2 separate regions of the Mus musculus genome follow, and region 1 is linked to region 2. A link is a loop called in an ENCODE intact Hi-C map of the cell type or tissue named here. Cell type or tissue: left cerebral cortex. All regions are shown on one strand. Each heading gives the region's core, and the rest is flanking DNA. Links, peaks and the distances in the headings are about the cores only. Region 1 holds the start of Atxn10 (ataxin 10). Region 2 overlaps Atxn10 (ataxin 10).

Region 1 (8,876 bases), core at 549-8,548, 67 kb before region 2:
TGTGTATCCCTGGCTGTCCTGGAACTCACTTTGTAGACCAGGCTGTCCTCGAACTCAGAGATCCGCCTGCCTCTGCCTCCCAAGTGCTGGGATTAAAGGCGTGCGCCACCAAGCCCGGCTGGATAGGGAACCTTAATTGAGAAATTGCCTCCATTGGATTGGCCCGTCAGTAAGTCTATGGGGGTCTTTTCTTGATTAATGATTGACATGGGAGGGGCCAGTCCACTGTGGGCGGGGCTGTCTCTAAGCAGGTGATCGAAGGTTGTACAAGAAAGCAAGGTGAGAAAGCCTTGAAAAGTAGACCAGGAAGCAATGTTCCTCTGTGGTCTTTGCTTCAGTTCCTGCCTCGGGCTTCCCCCATGGTGAACTCTAACCTGCAAGCCAAATAACCGCTCTCCTCCTCAAGTCGCGCTTAGTCATAGAATAGGTAGGTGTACAGAGAAGATTCCTTGGCCTCCGGGTTGGGTGAAGTATTATAGTTCTAAGCAAACTGATGGAGAAGCTCATTACATCACATGAGCTGGGTCTGTTGACAGCCCCTGCAAACCCAGCTGCTTGGGAGGCAGAGGCAGATTGCTCAAGCATGGTAGTTTAAGACTAGGTGTACAATATGGGAGCTAGACATTCTTCAAAGAAATCAGAGGCAGGGCCGGGTAGGTAGTTTAGTGGCAGAACACTTTTAGGGAGTACAAGGCCCTATGTTTAAATGTCAGTAACATGGACACGCAGGAAGTGGCAGTGTACCGTTTGAGACTGGAGAGATGGCTCAGTGGTGCTGCTCTTTCAGAGTACTGGCTTCTGTCCCCAGCACCCACATGGTGGCTCATAAACCCTGCCACTCCACTTTCAGGGTAGCTGATGCCCCTCTTTAGGCTCCTGTACATGTAGGGTGTATATATACTCACGGAAGCTCACACACATACATGTAAGTAAAAAAAAAATCTTAAAAAACGAAAGCGAAGATAGTGTTAGTGTGGCGGGGTGGGGGAGGGAGGAGAAGGGAAAGAGGAAGGTATTCAAGTGGACAGTTGAAGAGAGCATGTCATACAGGCATCTGTGGGGCGGGTGGGGGGGGGCTATCCTATGCGACAGGCACCAAGTCTGCAGGGTTCTGTGGGAGAGGGCGACCTTCCTGAGGCCAGTTGGAGAACCGAGATGAGGTGACCTTAGCTGGTTTTGGGGAGGAAGCTAGCTTAAATTCTGTTTAGGAAAATCCGCATGCAATGAAAATCCGTCAGAGTTTTTATTTTTTTCCCAACAGGGTTTCTCTGTGTAGCCCTGGCTGTCCTGGAACTCACTCTGTAGACCAGGCTGTCTTCGAACTCCGCCTGCCTCTGCCTCCCAAGTGCTGGGATTAAAGGCGTGCGCCACCGCTGCCCAGCCCATCAGAGGTTTTGAACAGAGTGAAATATAGAGTTGTTGCTTTCTTTTTAAAAAAGATTTATAATGTAGCTAAGAGATAAATAAGGAGCCCATAGCAACATTCCAGAAAATAAATAGAATAGAGGTGTGTGGGTGGGTGTGGGGGGTAGTTTTATGTTAACTTGATATAAGATAAAGTCATCTGAGAGGAGGGAACCTCATTTAAGAAAATGCCTCCATAAGACTGGGCTGTAGGCAAGCCGGTAGAGCATTTTTTAAATTAGCGATTGATATGCGAGGGCCCAGACCATTGTGGGCGGTGCATTGTTGAGCAGGTAGGCCTGGGCTCTATAAGAAAACAGGTTGAGCAAGCCCTTCCTGGTCTCTGCATCAGTTCCTGCTCTGTTTTGAATCTGTGTTCTGATTTCCATCAGTGGGGAACATGAACTAAATAAACCCTTCCCTTCCCAACTTGCTTTTCGTCACAGTGTTTCATCACTGTGATAGTAACTTGAACTAAGATGGGGACATTTCCGGAAGAGTCAGTGCGGTTTTTGTTTACAGTAGAAGACAGGAAAGGTGAAGACCTTCATATGTGAGAATTATCATATATATCAAATATATATATATTGCTCCTCAGCCTGCTTTCTTATAGAACCTAGGTCTACCTGCCTAAGGATGCACAATCTATCATCTATCTATCTATCTATCTATCTATCTATCTATCTATCTATTATCTATATATACTATCTATTACCTATATATATATGTATACATATATACTATGTATCTATTATCTATATATACTATCTATTATCTATATATACACATATACTATCTATCTATTATCTATAATACTATCTATTATCTACATATACACATATTCTATCTATCTATCTATCTATCTATCTATCTATCTATCTATCTATCTATCTAATCGACAGCTCCTTAAGACAAAAGTTGGAAAGTTTCCCTTGCTAGTCTGGGAATAATACTCTTAATTATCCTGAGTCTGCCTGCCAGGCTATCTCATACCTGGCACCTAGCAGTCACACAGGAATAGTTGTGGAATGGATGAATGGGGAGGCAGTGAAGTAGAGAAGACTGATGGACTTGATCGTTGGTGTTGCTATAGTTACGTATGTTAAGTGACACCAGTGGTTGGTAGAGCTGTCTATCACAGCAATTAACTGGGCATCAGTACATTTGCCTCTCAGTTTCTCTCCCTGTAGTCTGTGAGTTTCTTCAGGGTTGGAACATCTGCCACTCTTTGTATTTCTAGTTCCGAGTCCTGGGTTTGATAATAATTCTTGTATATATAGTACAATCAAGTAAAGAGCGATGGAAAGAAAATATATGGCTTATCAACATCAGCCAATTCCGATGAAATGCACTCATTTCACATTACTGCTGGCAAATTGAGCCTTTTTACTTCTGTGGTGGTTTGAATAAGACTGTCCCCTGTAGGCTCACATATTTGAATGCTTAGTCACCAGGGAGTGGTGGCTTTATTTGAAAGGAGTAGAGAGCTGGGTGTGGTGGCGCACACCTTTAATCCCAGCACTCGGGAGGCAGAGGCAGGCGGACTTCTGAGTTCTAGGCCAGCCTGGTCTACAAAGTGAGTTCCAGGACAGCCTGAGCTATACCGAGAAACCCTGTCTTGAAAAACCAAAAAAAAAAAAAAAGAAAAGAAAGGAGTAGAATGCTTAGTGGGCGTGGTGTGGGCTTTGAGGTTTCAAAAGCCCAGGCCAGACCCAGTCTTTCTCTGCCTGTGGCTCAAGATGTAGCGCTAAACTACTTCTCCAACACCACGCCTTCCTGCTGCCATGCTCCCTGCCATGATGATCCTGGATGGGCTAACCCTCTGGAATTGTAAGCAAGGCCCACATTAAAAAGTTCCTTTTATAAGCATTTCCTTGGCCATGGTGTCTTTTCATAGCAAGAGAACAGTGACTAAAACAACTTCTAATTATGTGTGTGTGTAGGTACAGAAATGGAGGTCAAAGGACAATGTGTTTGGTTGATTCTCTTCTACTCTGTGGTCTCAGGGTCATCAGGCCTTTTTGCTGGCTCTTTAACTGTTTTAAAAACCTCGACGAGCTATTCTAAGTACTTGACAAATGACAGTATTAACAGGAGGCTATCACGAGGAAGCCAGCTTTCAGGGTCTGAGACTTAGCAACTGGTGACAGGCTGTGGCACCTGAGGGAGGAGCCTGGATTAAAACACTTACATGGGAGGGTCCAGGTCTTCTACTTTCTCAGGGGACCTTTTGCCTGGGACCTCCCCTCCCAGGCACCAGTCAATGTGTCTCTTTCTAGGGAGGCCTCCTTTATATTCCTCTGCCTTCTGTCCCAGGTTGCTTTATATGGGGATACATTTAAAAATATATATATATATATATATTAATTTGTATCTGTGTAAGTGTATGCCATGTGGGTTCCTGCAAATCTCCTGGAGCTAGAATTACAGGTTGCTGGGCCCCTCCCTCCCGCTGTGGTGATTTGAATTCTAGGCCATAGAGAGTAGCACTATTAGGAGGTGTGGTCTTCATGGAGGAAGAGTGTCACTGTGGAGGTGGGCTTTGGGGACTCCTATGCTCAGGCTCTGCCCAGTGTGTGGAAGAGAGCCTCCTGGCTGCCTGTGGAATAGAGTTTCCTTCTGGCTGCCTGTGGATCAAGATGTAGAATTCTCAGCTCTTCCAGCGCCATGTCTGCCCGCAGGCTGCCATGCTTCCTGCCATGCTGATAATGGACTGAACCTCTGAAACTGTGTGAATTAATCCCAAATAAATAATTTCTTTGTAAGAGTTGCCTTGGTCATGGTGTCTCTTCACAGTAATAAAAATCTAGGATACCTACATACACATGTTGGGAAATAAACTCAGGTCTCCTGGAAGATAGAGTACTCTTAATGTCTGAGCAAGCTCTTCAGCCCCAATATGGGGATATTCCTGATAAGCACCCACTCTCTTCCCCGGGTCCCCTATAGTATTAATTGACAAGGTTCTAGAATCACCAGAGACAACCCTCTGGGCATGTTTGTGAAGAACTGTCTAGATGAGGTTAGTGTGTGGAAATCTGCCCCCAGTGTGGGTGATAGCATTCCATGGTCTAGATTAAAAAAAAAAAAAGTCAAAGCCAGCTGTCTGTTTTCTGGCTTAATAGATGCAATGTGACAAGCTGCCTAAAGCCCTGTGTCACAAGTCCCCACCACGTGGGCCTGTACTCTCAACCTGTGAGCCAAAAGAAACCTATCCTTTGTAAAATTGCTTCTATCACATATTTTGATATTGCAACAAGAAAGGAATACACCTCTTAGGGAGGTACTTCTTCTCAGCCTTCTCTCTGTGGGAAGCCTCCTTCCTGGAGTCTTGGGAAAGACTTCTTTCCCAAGGGGGCATTTTTGATCAGCGTCCCCTTCCCATGAGGAGCCTCTATCCAAGGTCTTCCTCCATGGCTTGAGGTATCCAGCATCTTTTCCCTATGTGGGAATCTCCGATTCAGGTCTCCCTCAGTGGAACACCTCAACCTCGCATTCCCTCCCCTGGAGTCTCCATTTCAGGTTTTCCTGCAATAGAACTGGTTGGCCTAGCAACACATGCCCTGAGGGTAAGTCTCCTCTGCAGGTCCCCTCCCATGGTGACACCTCTGGCCTGTATCCCTGCTCTTCCTCTCAGGGGCCTCCTTTCCAGGTCTCCTTAGGGACAACATCCATTATTCTGGGGGCGCTGCTTCGGCCTGGTATCTCTTCCCCAGAGGGAAACCTCTGCATGAGTGGACCCCCACCAATGGTGGCCCTTGCTCATGGAAAGCATCTGTCCCTGATAAGACACTCATTCTCTAGGACACTCTACAGGCCACCCCCCCCCCCCCACCCCGACCCCTTCATCTCAGTATTCTGTCCTCTGACGGGGTCTTTACTCCACGTCTCCCCACCGTGGGGACCGAAGACCTCCCCCATCCCACCCTACGCAGGAGCAGGACTTCCGCTGCGCCCCCTCCCCTCAGGCGGGACTTCCGCCCCGCCCCCTCCCCCTCCCCCTGCCGCGTCGCCTTGTCCTCTTCGCCTGAGGCAAGCCAGCTAGTCTCGCGCTCTCTGCCTTGCAGCACCACGGGATCTGGGTGACGCGGGCTGCGGAAGCCAGAGCCGTGCAGACCGCGTCTCCATCTCCTCGCCTGTCGTCTGTCTCCCCCACTTCTCTTCGCTCTGCTCTCCGCCTGGTCAGGCTCGGCCCCAGAGCGAGTGGCAAGATGGCGGCGCCCAGGATGCCACCCTCCCGGCTGTCGGGCATCATGGTGCCCGCACCCATCCAGGACCTGGAGGCCTTGCGCGCGCTCACGGCGCTCTTCAAGGAGCAGCGTAACCGGTAACTGCGCGGGGGCTGCCACCTAGGAAGGAGGAAGAGGAACCATGGAGGGCTCTGGGCTGGGCTGGGCTTGACTGGGCTGGGCTGGGCAGCGGCGAGCGAGGCGGGGCGGCGGGCTCCATCAGCTCGGCCCACGCTCAGGTTGTGGCTCTGTGGCGCTCGCCTAGGCCTGCTCTGGGACGAGGGTTTGGCCAGGCTCTAAGAGGGGCAGACGATGGCGACACTGGTCCCCAAGCCGGCGGCGGGGAAGCTGTTGGTTCGGCTCCTCTGGCGGGGCCCTGAGGGCGGTGGCCAGGGAAGGGAGGCGTGTTCGGGCTCGCTTCTCCCTCTGGGTTAGAGGGCGTTCTGTCCAGGAGCCTGCAGAGCTGGCCTGGCTTCGTGACATCTGCTCAGCATCGCCTCTAACCCTTCTGTTTCTAGCCTTACAAAATGGGAGCTGTGGTGCGTTGTTTTCAGTGCTGAGATGAAATAAACGTGTTTAAACAGAAGTGTGCGAGGCTGTCAGTTCCTGATGGATTTTTGTGGTATGGTTTGCGCTGCAGTTTCCTTGTCTGTTTAATGGAAACAAGGTTCGCTGGGACCTCCTTGGTTGAGTTGACAGTGAGGGTTTAATGAGACGATGCGTGTTACATCCTTAGGCCATGCCTGACACTTAGTACTAAACACCATTGGTGTTTTCTCTTAACAGTAATGGTCTCCCCTGGACCAAGTCTTGGGAGAGGACCCGGAGCCCTTGGTCTCTCCTGTAGAGAGATAACAAGCAGGCCTAGAGTGTGGACAAAGGGCAGAGAACGCGGTGGGGGTGGGGGTGGGGGAAGCACGTAGGCTCAGTGGTCACAGGAACGTTTTCTAAAAATAGGTAGCCGCCAGACATGTCACGTGGCTCAGCCCTGCAGTTCCAGCATTCAGGAAGCAGAGGCAGGTGGATCTCTTGAGTTTGAGGCTGGACCAGTCAGCATTGTGACATCCTCTGTATCTCAAAAACAAATAAACCCGGGCTGGAGAGATGGCTCAGCAGGTAAGAGCACCGACTGCTCTTCCAAAGGTCATGAGTTCAAATCCCAGCAACCGTATGGTGGCTCACAACCATCCGTAACGAGATCTGACACCCTTTTCTGGAGTGTCTGAAGACAGCTACAGTGTACTTACATATAATAATAAATAAATCTTTAAAAAAAAAAAACAACAAATAAACCCAACAACAGCAACAAAAATATCCTGGTGGAGCTCTTTCCCACCAGGCGACACAGTGTGCGTCTAAAAGGTGCTGGGGAGCCCGAGCACTACTTGGCCTTGTGGTTAGCATGCTAATCAGTGTGACAGATACTGCTGGGAAATAATGTTGGTTGATTGGATGCTTGGGCCTGTCTGTACCATTTCGGACCTATACCTTAATCATTAACCATCTATTGAGTACTGTCAGACAGCCTTTGCAGGGAGCTGAGGCGACAAAAAAAAAAAAAAAAAAAACAAAAAACAAATGTGACATAATTCCTTTCATCAAACACATTAGGGGATTGCTGTGTGAACATATTGTGGTAGAGATGCACACAGGAAAGGTGCTGCCTCCCGGAGCCAGGAGAAGGATCCGGAGGATCAGTGTCTGAGTTCTAGAACCCATATGGTGGTTCACAACCATCTGTAACTTCACTTTTCCCTTCTGGTCTCTGGGTATCAGGCATACACACAGGCAAAACACCCATACCTGTAAAATGACGGAGATTCTGGGGCTTCCTAGAAAAGACAGTATCTGTGAAAGGGCCATATACTGATTCTGTGGGGTCGCAGAGAAACAACAAAAATAATATCTCTGCGTCAGAGGAGCCACTCAAACATTGGTTTCCTTTATGTAATTGGTTGAGAGGTTTAAGGCCCATAGTTTTCTTCACTTGATCTGTTCTGAGAGGACTTAGGGGAAACCATTGATGGTTTAGTCAAAAGAAGTGTTTTGGTAAAATCTGTTTGTGAGGAAAGTCTGTCTGTCTGCCTTTCTTGGGGATGAAAGAGAACAGAGAAGCTAGGGGTAGAGGATGAAGCTGGAGGCAGAGGGATGAAGTTCAGGGGTTCTTTCAGTAGCTATGGCAGAAGTCCCAGTGAAAAAGTGCCCAGATTAGGACATTTGTGGGGAAGGGTAGAGGCAAGACAGGGTAGGGAAAGATGTTGAGGAATGCCAGATTGACTGAGCAGGGTTCAGGGACCAACTGGATTGTCGTGCTGGGGTGAACATGAGAATGCCAAGGTCCAGTTCTGGTTCTTGTGTGGCAGTGTCCGTGCTTCAGGCAGCTTGGAGATCAGAAGAGATGAACTGGCGGATAGGTGGAGAGATGCAGTTGTGTGGTGGTGCAGCACTCCTGATTCTGGCTCTGCTTATTTATTTATGTTTAAATATTTATTTATGCACTTGGATGTTCTGCCTGCATAGTAGAAGAAGGCATCAGATCCCATTATAGAAGGTTGTGAGCTGCCATGTGGATAAACACTGGGAGTTGTGCTCTTAACTGCTGAGCCACCAGAGAGAGAGAGAGAGAGAGAGAGAGGAGTTGGTTTGTCTAGCAGTGGTTCTCAATCTTCTTAATGCTGCCCTTCTTTAATACAGTTCTTCATGTTCTGATGACTCCCCAACCAAAAAATTATTTTTGTTGCTACTTCATAACTGTAATTTTGCTACTCTTATGAATTATAACAAATATTTAGTATGCAGGATATCTGGTAATGTGACCCCTCTGAAAGGGCCCTTCAACACCAAAAGGGGTAGACACCCACATGTTGAGACTGCTGTCTATAGGTGTCTATGCTGTCTATGCTGTCTGTAGGTGTCTATGGTGCTGTGGAGTTCAGAAGTGGGAGTTGGGTCTCCTGGCGTGTGAGCCATCTGCTAGCAGGGTGGGAACAACTATTTACATGTTAATTAGAGTAAAATGAACCTTGACGTACATCTCAGACCATTTAGAAAAATATCTTATCATGGAATGTAGATCTAAATTCTGAAGTATTTAGAAGAAAATAGTATCCTTGTGATCTAGGCAGACTTTAAAAAAATTAGTCTTTTTTAAGTAGTATGAATGGACTTTGCAGTGTTTTTGTACATAACGACAGCATTGTTCTTTACTCGCATGCACGCCTGTGGAGCAGCTTGCCACCCTGG
Region 2 (8,876 bases), core at 513-8,512:
TGGGAAGATGAACCAGTTTGTCTACTTTTTTTTTGTCCCCAAAGAAAAATGTCATTGACTAAAGTACATGTACTTGTTGCTTGTGGGGTGCATTCTGCCAAAGGCTCCCTGTCAATGGCGGTCAGTTCTTCCTTCTTTCCCTCCTGCTACCTCTCCACCTTGTAGCAATTCCCAGCCTTGGTGCTGGTGCCTGGTCATCTCTGTTGACATATGTGCACACAAAGCTTTCGTTGCCTGTATCAGTTCATTTAAAGACAAGTCAGGCCGGGCGTGGTGGCGCACGCCTTTAATCCCAGCACTCGGGAGGCAGAGGCAGGCAGATTTCTGAGTTCGAGGACAGCCAGGGCTACAGAGAAACCCTGTCTCCAAAAAAAAAAGAGGTTCAGGGTGTGAGGAAGGTGTAACTCATGGCCTTCTGTCCAGAACTGTCCTTTAGGAAAGAGGTTCTTAAACATTTGTGACCATAAAAGCACATTTGTCAACTTTTTGTTCATTGTGTTATGCCTTTAAAACTTGTACCTGGGAATTCATAAGTGAAGGTTTATCTTTTGTGATCTGTAATTTTTAAATTAGAAGTGTAGGTTACTCTACAGTTGTACAGTGCTATAGGTCCCAAAGTATTTCCAGACATGCATGTTATCTGCTTTGTCCTTCGTCACCCCCTTCCCCACTGTCCTCTTCCAGCCTGCACTCCTCCTGCTGATCCCACCCCCTTCTTCCCCATGATGGTTCCTTTAAATGTGTCCTCTCCATATGTATGTAATGTCGCTCTCGATCAGACATAGGCTCTCGTGGGTGGTAGGCAGACTCTACCTCTGAGCGGCATCAGTTGCCCAGTAACAGTTTATCGTAAAAGCTATTTGTTGTAGGGCTGGACAGAGATGGCTTGACAGTTAGGATTGCACTGCTCTTGTAGAGGACCCAAATTCTGTTCCCAGCACCCATGTTAGGTGGCTCACACCTGCCTGCAACTCCAGCTCTAGGGGGATTTGAGATCTCTGGCCTCCTCAGCTCCTTCACTCACACACAGAGAATTAAAAATAAAGTAAATCTTTAAAAAGTTGTTGTATATTCACTACAACAATATGGAGTGTGCTCCAGGAATCATTTGTTAAACAAAGACTAGATAAAAGAAACAACTTTACACCTGAAAACTAAAATTCCTTTAAATTCTGAATTTTGAGATAACTTACAAGCTTTTTATGTTTGAGATTTATTTGTTTGCTTAGTCAGTGTGTATGTATTTGAGGGCATGTGTGTCACTGTGCATGTAAGGAGGTTCTGTCCTTCCACAGTATAAGTCCTCTGGATTGAATTCAGGTTGTTAGGCTTGGTAGCAAGCAAGTTTACCCACTAAGCCACCTCAGCAGCCCTGTTTGGGATATATTAATACATTCTGACCTAGTGTATGCCTTAAGCCTTTTTGTGTGGTTCAGTTTAGTGTCTTTCTGTATGCAGTGCGGCAAGCCTTTCAGATTCTCACATTCAGAGCAGGCTGGCAGGCCAGTCCTTTACAATTCCCTCCTGTGTAACATGATTTCAAGCAGGGTGCTTACTTAGTGAGTCTGAAAACTGGAAACAAATTTATGGCTTGGATTCCAGTGCCCAAGCTGTTTTATTGAGACTGTTTTTCTTAGAGTCAGTGACTGCTCATTGTCCATCAGTGCTGACTAATGATTGATTGAATAACGACTGGATTAGCACGTGCTAATATCTTCCATTGAGCCGCTGTAGCATAGGCCAGGGTTCCAGAGTCCTTACTGTCTGCCATGAGAAGGGACACTTTCTATAATCTTTCCCTGTACTAGCATCATGTGGACTTCCCACCTTCTTTTCCCTTTCCTTTCCTTTCCTTTCCTTTCCTTTCCTTTCCTTTCCTTTCCTTTCCTTTCCTTTCCTTTCCTTTCCTTTCCTTTCCTTTCCTTTCCTCCTCCTCCTCCTCTTCCTCCTCTTCTTTCTCCTCCTCTTCCTCCTCTTTTTCTTTTTTCCCTTTTGTTTTTCGAGGCAGGGTTTCTCTGTGTCCTGGGGCCTCTGTCTCCCAAGTGCTGAAATTAAAGGCATGCACCACCACCTCCCAGTCCCAACTACTTTTTTCATCCATATGTTCTCAAGTTGCTCTTTTAGAACTGCTGGTCTCACAGAGCTTTGTGAACCTTTGGAAACATCAGAGCAGCCAGAATCAGGTTCTCCTCCACTGAGCCTTCCCTTGATGGGTGGCTTTTCTACCTTACTCTGCATATGCAATTGGTTTCTGTGTGTGGATATATCTTGGTATGTATCTCAACAGATTTATACTTATATCTTGCTTTTACTTGTCGTTGGTGTGTATAGATTAACCACTACAACAATATGGAGTGTGCTCCAGGAGTCATTTGTTAAACGAAGACTATGATATGAAATTTTTCATAATGGCTCACCTTTACCATAACAGGCTAGATCGGTTTGCAACTATACTGACAACCCCAGACCTCCTTCCTATCCTCCGCTGCTCTAGCACTCTTTCATAAAACTTATTTTTTATGTCTGCTGCTGAGAAATGAGTTGCAGCCAGTCTTTGCATGGATCTTGAGCTGATCATTCTGTACAGGTGATGGGTTGCTAAGCCATCTGGCCTTCTTTCCCAGGTCATGGTGTAAGTTTGCCCATCTTCTCAGGGCAAGTGACTGTCCTGTGACTGTGCCTAGTCTCTCAGCGCTACAAAGTAAGCTGTGTTCTGTTGCTGCTATTTTTCAGTCCTTACAACAGGCAGTGGCTTGCAGTAGTGCAGACATAACTAAAATTCTGTGAACACAAAGTGGCTCCTTGGTCAACCACCCACTGACTGTAGTGCCATCAGTTCTGTTCTCAGCTTCCTTGCTTCAAATGGAGACTGCTGTACTTGCTGTGGGGTCCAAAGGACTGAATGTGACAGGATCTGATACACTACTTAGACTCTTCATGGACCTGAGCCTTCCTCTCAGGTTATCGATCTAGTTAATTTATCATCTCCCAACTATATGGCTTAAAAAGTTTTATTACATTTATTTTTGTGCAGGAGTGGGTGGTATGTGTGTCTATGTATGCATGTTATGGCGTGAGTATGGAAGTCAGACCACTTGTAGGAGTTGGTTCTCTTTCTACTATGTGGGTTCTGGGTTTTGAACTTAGGTTTGGTGGCAAGTTCTTTTACCCACTGAGCCATGTTGCTGACTCTCAGATATATATATTTAAATGGAAATTGTAGATAACATGCCATAGGAATTTACTAAGTAAAGGAATCTTGATGCCTTTTCTTTCTAGGTGGGGCTTGTTTGGGGAAAGTACTGAAAGCATGTAAGAAAATTTCCCTTGGGATGAGAGTACTTTTTTTTCTTGTCAGGTCTACCACGAATGCTTTTATAGTTGAATTTTTCTCTTGGCATTATCCACTGAAGAGGAGAAGTATTTTCTATATCTATTCTAAAATGTGTTCCAGGACAGTCTTAACGTATAGAAGGACACCCCCCCCCACACACACACACACTTACTCATTTATTTAATGTGTGCCCACATACACATTAAGTGGACATTTAAACTGTGGACAAACTGACAAAAGAGGACAGCTTTTGTCAGTCAGGTCTGTCCTTTACCCGTGTGGATTCTACAAATGGAGTTCGTCCGTCATGTACAAGCAGGCGCCCTTACTTCTTGAGCCACCAGCCCTGGAGGAACTTTTCAGTCTCAGGTCTGTGTCCTCCTGCCTGCGTTGTATGCTCTCAGAGTTACAGCGTATTGATTTGATGATTGAGTGTATAGACAAGATCTGGCTCGCTTAGAATTCCACTTCTTTGTAATATAATCCAAGTTCAAGAAATATGTCAAAATTCATAAATCAAGCTGTCACCATTAGTTTCTTGAACTTACAGTTCCTGCTACAGAAAGTGAAATTAAAATTCCTATCTTGAGGATACATTCAGAGATTTCGTTTGTTGCAGCTGTACCTTTTTTTTTTTTTTTTTAAGGCAAAGAGGAAGGCTGCCGTGGTAGCTCCATGGTAGACCATCTACCTCGCCTGTGTAGGGCCCTACATTCAATCCCTGGTACTGCCAAAAAAGCTAAAGCACTGCCGATGTTTTATTGTTGGACTTCAGGACTCCTCCTTTTCTGTTTTGTAATAGGCGTAGTCAGCTTGTTCTTGTGTGGGAGGGGCATGGCATGCTTTAAAAGGGAGACTTACAGGAACTGCAGGAGCCATCTGTTGCTGTTACTGCTGCATGCCAGGGGTCCATGGTTTGTGCTTCCTCGTGCTACCCTACTGCCAGTTGAGTCAAACTGCTGAACTCCAGGTTCAGTGAGAAACTGTCCCAGAAGACAAGGTGGAGAGTGATGGAGGAGGACACCTGATGCTAACGTCCGGCCTTCGAGTGCACATGTAGCAGGCTTGGTTTTTAGCTTGTTTAGTTTTTTTCTTACAGCACCTGAAAGTTAAGAGGAAAACACACACACACACACACACACACACACACACACACACACACACACACAGAGGCATGGATCTAGAGGTCCTGTTTGTCCCTGATAGGAGGAAAATGGCCACCATGGTGACTATAGCCAGTCTTCCTTCCTTTGTTCCCTTTGCATGATCTGTGCACATGTCCTTACCTTGTTCAGCCAGTATCTAGGGTTTATCAGAATTTCAATTCGGCTTTTATAGAAAAAAATTAAAACATTAGCATATGATCTGGGGAATTTTACTAACAAAAATAATTAAAAACTCATATCGAAGTGATCAGGGGCATTCTTGAGTGCATATCAATTTGTCAGTGTGAAAGAGAGGCAGAGGCAAGGACACAAAAATGGAAAGATTATTCAATCCTGTAGTGTGTTGGGTTTCTTTTTTTCTACTGCAGAGGAATAAGATTTGTATTTACCTTCTGCTGGTTTGGGCATGTTAGCTTTTGGTGAATGAGTGCATGTTTCACATTTCTATTGCATGTCAGAATCTAATGAAAACCCAAGTAATTTTGACACTGTAAAGTTTCTATCTCTGTAGCTGTCATTAGTTTGGGAAAATGGGAAAGTTTTTATTTCAAGTGTTAAACTAGCCCCTTCCATTTCTGAGGGAGCAAAAAAGATGGAACTGCCTAGCATACATCTACAGCATTGTCAGCCTTTGGCATGGCTAATTGTTTGCTTTTCCTGGCAGCAAAGGATCAGAGTTATATTATTAAATACCAGAAAAAAAATCAGTTTTGAAGTAATTATCTGGCATCTCTTTCTTTCAAAGCTTATCTTATTTTGGTAGAATTTAATTTCATACTGTTATATTTTAGTAGGAGAATGGCATCGAGTCTCCCATGCTGTGATGTTTAACTCAAGTCTGTGTTACTGCTGGGTAGCAGTTGGAAAGAGGCCATTTCTACTCAGTTCTCCAGATAGGAGCTACCACACTGTTCTGTAACCATGGCAGGGACCTGAACTCTAGTTTAAGTATGTATTTGCCATCTGCTCTGCACCAGCTGGTGTTCTAGACAGTGAGAATGTAGAAATGGATTTGGCATAGTGCCCTCTTGAGGAATTCATGTGCACAGGGAGACAGATGTAAGAACTTGCCATTTAAGTGAGTTCTTGAGGCTAGCCTGAGATTGAGTGACTGCGGTGTGTACCAGAGAGATGGGAAGGCTCCACTGAGCTCAAGATGAGCCGGGTGCCTATGTGAAAAGCTGAGGGAAGCAGGGGATGGGCATCATGCTGTGGGCTGGCCTCGCTCACAAGGGGAGTGCCGGTGCCTGTGAGCCTGGCTTGTGGCTCAGCACTGGGTTTTGCCAGCTGGCCTCTTTCTGCATTTAGCTGGAATGTGAGGACAGTTATAGCCTTTGGAGACTATCAGAGATTTCATTTCTGAGCCTTCTTGTGCTGTTTTAAAAATGGACTTTCATTGTGCTACCTGCTTACATTTGCTTTTAGTTATTTAAGACAATTGCATTTGGTGTTCCCCTAGGCCCTTGTTTACCGTTTTTCTCAATTTGTATATCTCTGTCTTTGTCTTTTCCACTGCCCTTCTCTCCGCTTCCCCATCTCTTCAGTGGACTTTCTCCTAGTGACTTAGGGGTTTTTAATTTGTTCCTGTTCTGTGGGATTGTCCTCTTTAAACATGGAGGGCCCATGGCTCCTGTCTTGTAAGCTTGTCCTCAAACTGTGCTTTGCTTTTGTCTCCACCTCCTGACATCACAGAAGGTTTATCCACCTCTTGCCAATTTAACATTAGAAAAGATTCTGAGACTGGTGAGATTGCTCAGCAGGTAAGAGCACTGACTGCTCTTCCAAAGGTCCTGAGTTCAAATCCCAGCAACCACATGGTGGCTCACAACCATCTGTAATGAGATCTGACACCCTCTTCTGGTGTGCCTGAAGACAGCTACAGTGTACTTCTAATAATAATATAAATATATAAATATAGATGTATAATAATAAATAAATAAATCTTTGGGCCAGAGCAAGCAGGGACTGAGCAAGCAGGGGGTCAACCAGAGCAAGTAGGGTTGATCAGAACAAGCAGAGGTCCTAAAATTCAATTCCTAACAACCATATGGAGGCTCACAACCATCTGTACAGCTACAGTATACTCACATACATAAAATAAAATAAATAAATATGAAAGGAAGGGAGGGAGGGAGGGAGGAAGGAAGGAAGGAAGGAAGGAAGGAAGGAAGGAAGGAAGGAAGGAAGGAAGGAAGGAAGGAAGAAAGAAAAAGATTCTGATGCTATGCTGACAATACAATTTGGGCCCATTGCCTGCGTGTGGCAGTTGTCTTCCTGTGTTCTGTCTGTAAACATCTCAGTAAACTGTAGCCCTGTTAAAGGAGGGGTTGAGAGTTTTTCATGAACTAGCAGCCTGTGAGCTCCAGAATTTTACTCTCCTTGTCACTGGCCCACTGAAGACCTTTGAGCTACTCCCTCAGCAGTGCTGAAACCCTGTCCTCTGCAGATCTTATCCCAGTTTCATCCTGGGGACTTCTTATTTCCTACTCTGGATTTTCACTTCTGCTTTTACAAAATTATGCAAATGCCCTTCCAAGGATTAAGCAGACCATATCCCACCAGTCTTGCAGGAGCTACGGAGAGCAGCTGTGCGCCAGGGGCCTGCAGTATTTCCTCTGAACTTTCCTTGACTGCCTGCTTCTTGTATTATTGTCTTCCCTTTAGCACAGCGCATGGAAACTCGGTTGTAGAGAAAATTTAAATTCCAGTGGTTTTGTTTGTTTGTTTATCCCTTTTTCTTTTTTTGCTTACTCACTAGGCGACTCTTCACATGTTTAATTTTTGAGTCTTACTTCATTTAGAAAGAAGAGGTAATTTTCCTGAGCTCATGTTTGTTGTGAGAACTAAGTCTCATTAGTCCAACAACACCAGTAACAATCTTGTATGAGTGCCTCCAGTGTTAAGTACTCCAGTGATTATAGCATGGCTTTCTTTAGCCTGTGCTCCTCACAAGCCTGAATCCCACTATGTCATTTGGCCTTTCTCAGTGGAACATATGGGAACCATCTTCTAAGTACACCTCCTTGGTGGCTGGTGGTTGCTTCTCGTCCCTCAGTCTTGTGCTTTGTCCAACAGAGCAGGCAGCACCCATGAAGGGTTCCAGTAGTGCAGAGGATGAGCTCCCTGCCAGTTTCTTCTTTGCTTGTGAGCTTCCATTTTCTTCCCCCACAGTGTGGAAGTGGCTTTCTCTTGTTAGCCAGTTTCCTGGTACCCAGCAATGCTTGGTGCTAGGCTCTATAAAGAAAATGGCCGCTTTACTGCTTTATGTAGCACCCAAAGCAAAGCTCCTGCCCTCCTCTGTGTGTGTGCACAGTGCTGGCAAAGCCTGGAGCAGAGCTGCTCATTCACGTAAGCAGAGGGCCAGTGCTGTTTCGCCATCATCTCCTTTCATTGTGTTACAAGTGTCATTGTTTAGCTCTTATTTCCTTTAGTTCAAATTTGTATGAAAATGCTGACACACCTGGATTGAGAAACATTTCAAACCTTAATCATTCTTTTATATATTTGTGTGAAAGCATTTCTAGTCTTTTCTTGACAATAAACTCTGACCCAGACAGTTAGGAGAGCGAACGCAGGAGCTAGACTTGATGCTGCATTCATTCTCTGTCCTTTCCACTCGCGCTCGCTGCCTTCATAGTGGCTGCCTTCCTCTCAGCCATTCCTAAATGGAGGTGAAGGGGGCTGTCGATACCCTAGTAACCAGATACCCCATAACTCCTTATCCCACTAGCAATAATAATTTGTATGTATTTGGAAGCTCTGTATTTCTTTTCAGGAAAAGTATTAACTTAGATACTCAGATGGGAAAAACAGACATGTTGAGCCTTAGTCAAGAGCTTGCAAAGGCTAGCTGCTTCCACACTGGACATCTGTAGCATCAGTGCCAGCAGCAGAGTGAGCACTGTGCAGTCCTTACACTGTGCCTGGCACCCCTTTGAGCCCTTGCTTTTATCAGTGTATTTATCTTCGTGATACTTTTTGAAAGTGGACACTGTTATCCCATCTTCATTTGCAAACTCAGGTATGTGGACATTAAATAACTTGCCTGGGTCTCATAGAATCAGTGGTAGAGAGCACCAGAATCTTGCCAGACACATTCTCAGTTTCCTTATCTGCTCAGCCCTGGCATGACCACGGCTTAGGAATTGTCACTGGGGCACCTAGTTATCCAGGGCTGTTTCTCTTAGGGTTTTCTATGGTGTGATCATAGGATTGATTTATATCTGCAAATGTATGTGGGATAACCCATATCTTTCAAGTATGAGAGTTATAGTGGCTTTTGTAAATTAAGCATGAATTCCCTTGGTTTTCCAGATTATTTTAAGTTAAGTAATATGGAATGCAGTCTTGAAACATTGATCTTTCCAAAAAAGAAA

The links. A loop is a pair of places that touch in the nucleus more often than their neighbours do. Peaks named below come from ENCODE experiments on the same cell type or tissue, not always from the same donor. Only the 100,000 strongest peaks of a DNase experiment are listed, where the experiment ranks them.
Region 1: it touches region 2 in a loop (2.1-fold over the local background); 6 of 42 quality-filtered maps call a loop at or near these places.

The regions. Positions count from the first base shown.
Region 1 is chr15:85,330,850-85,339,725 of GRCm38, forward strand. It overlaps Atxn10 (ataxin 10), which reads left to right and starts at 5,406. Exons shown (of 12, transcript NM_016843.4): 1 at 5,406-5,731. The coding sequence starts at 5,616. In left cerebral cortex, for the core only: no CTCF peak of the experiment used is centred there; DNase peaks (open chromatin) are centred at 5,141, 5,593 and 6,601; H3K4me3 peaks cover 2,334 bases; H3K27ac peaks cover 1,992 bases.
Region 2 is chr15:85,397,910-85,406,785 of GRCm38, forward strand. All of the region lies in intron 9 of Atxn10 (ataxin 10), which reads left to right. Among named protein-coding and RNA genes, the nearest start is that of Gm23517, 51 kb to the left of the region's middle. In left cerebral cortex, for the core only: no CTCF peak of the experiment used is centred there; DNase peaks (open chromatin) are centred at 4,175, 5,493 and 7,572; H3K27ac peaks cover 1,941 bases.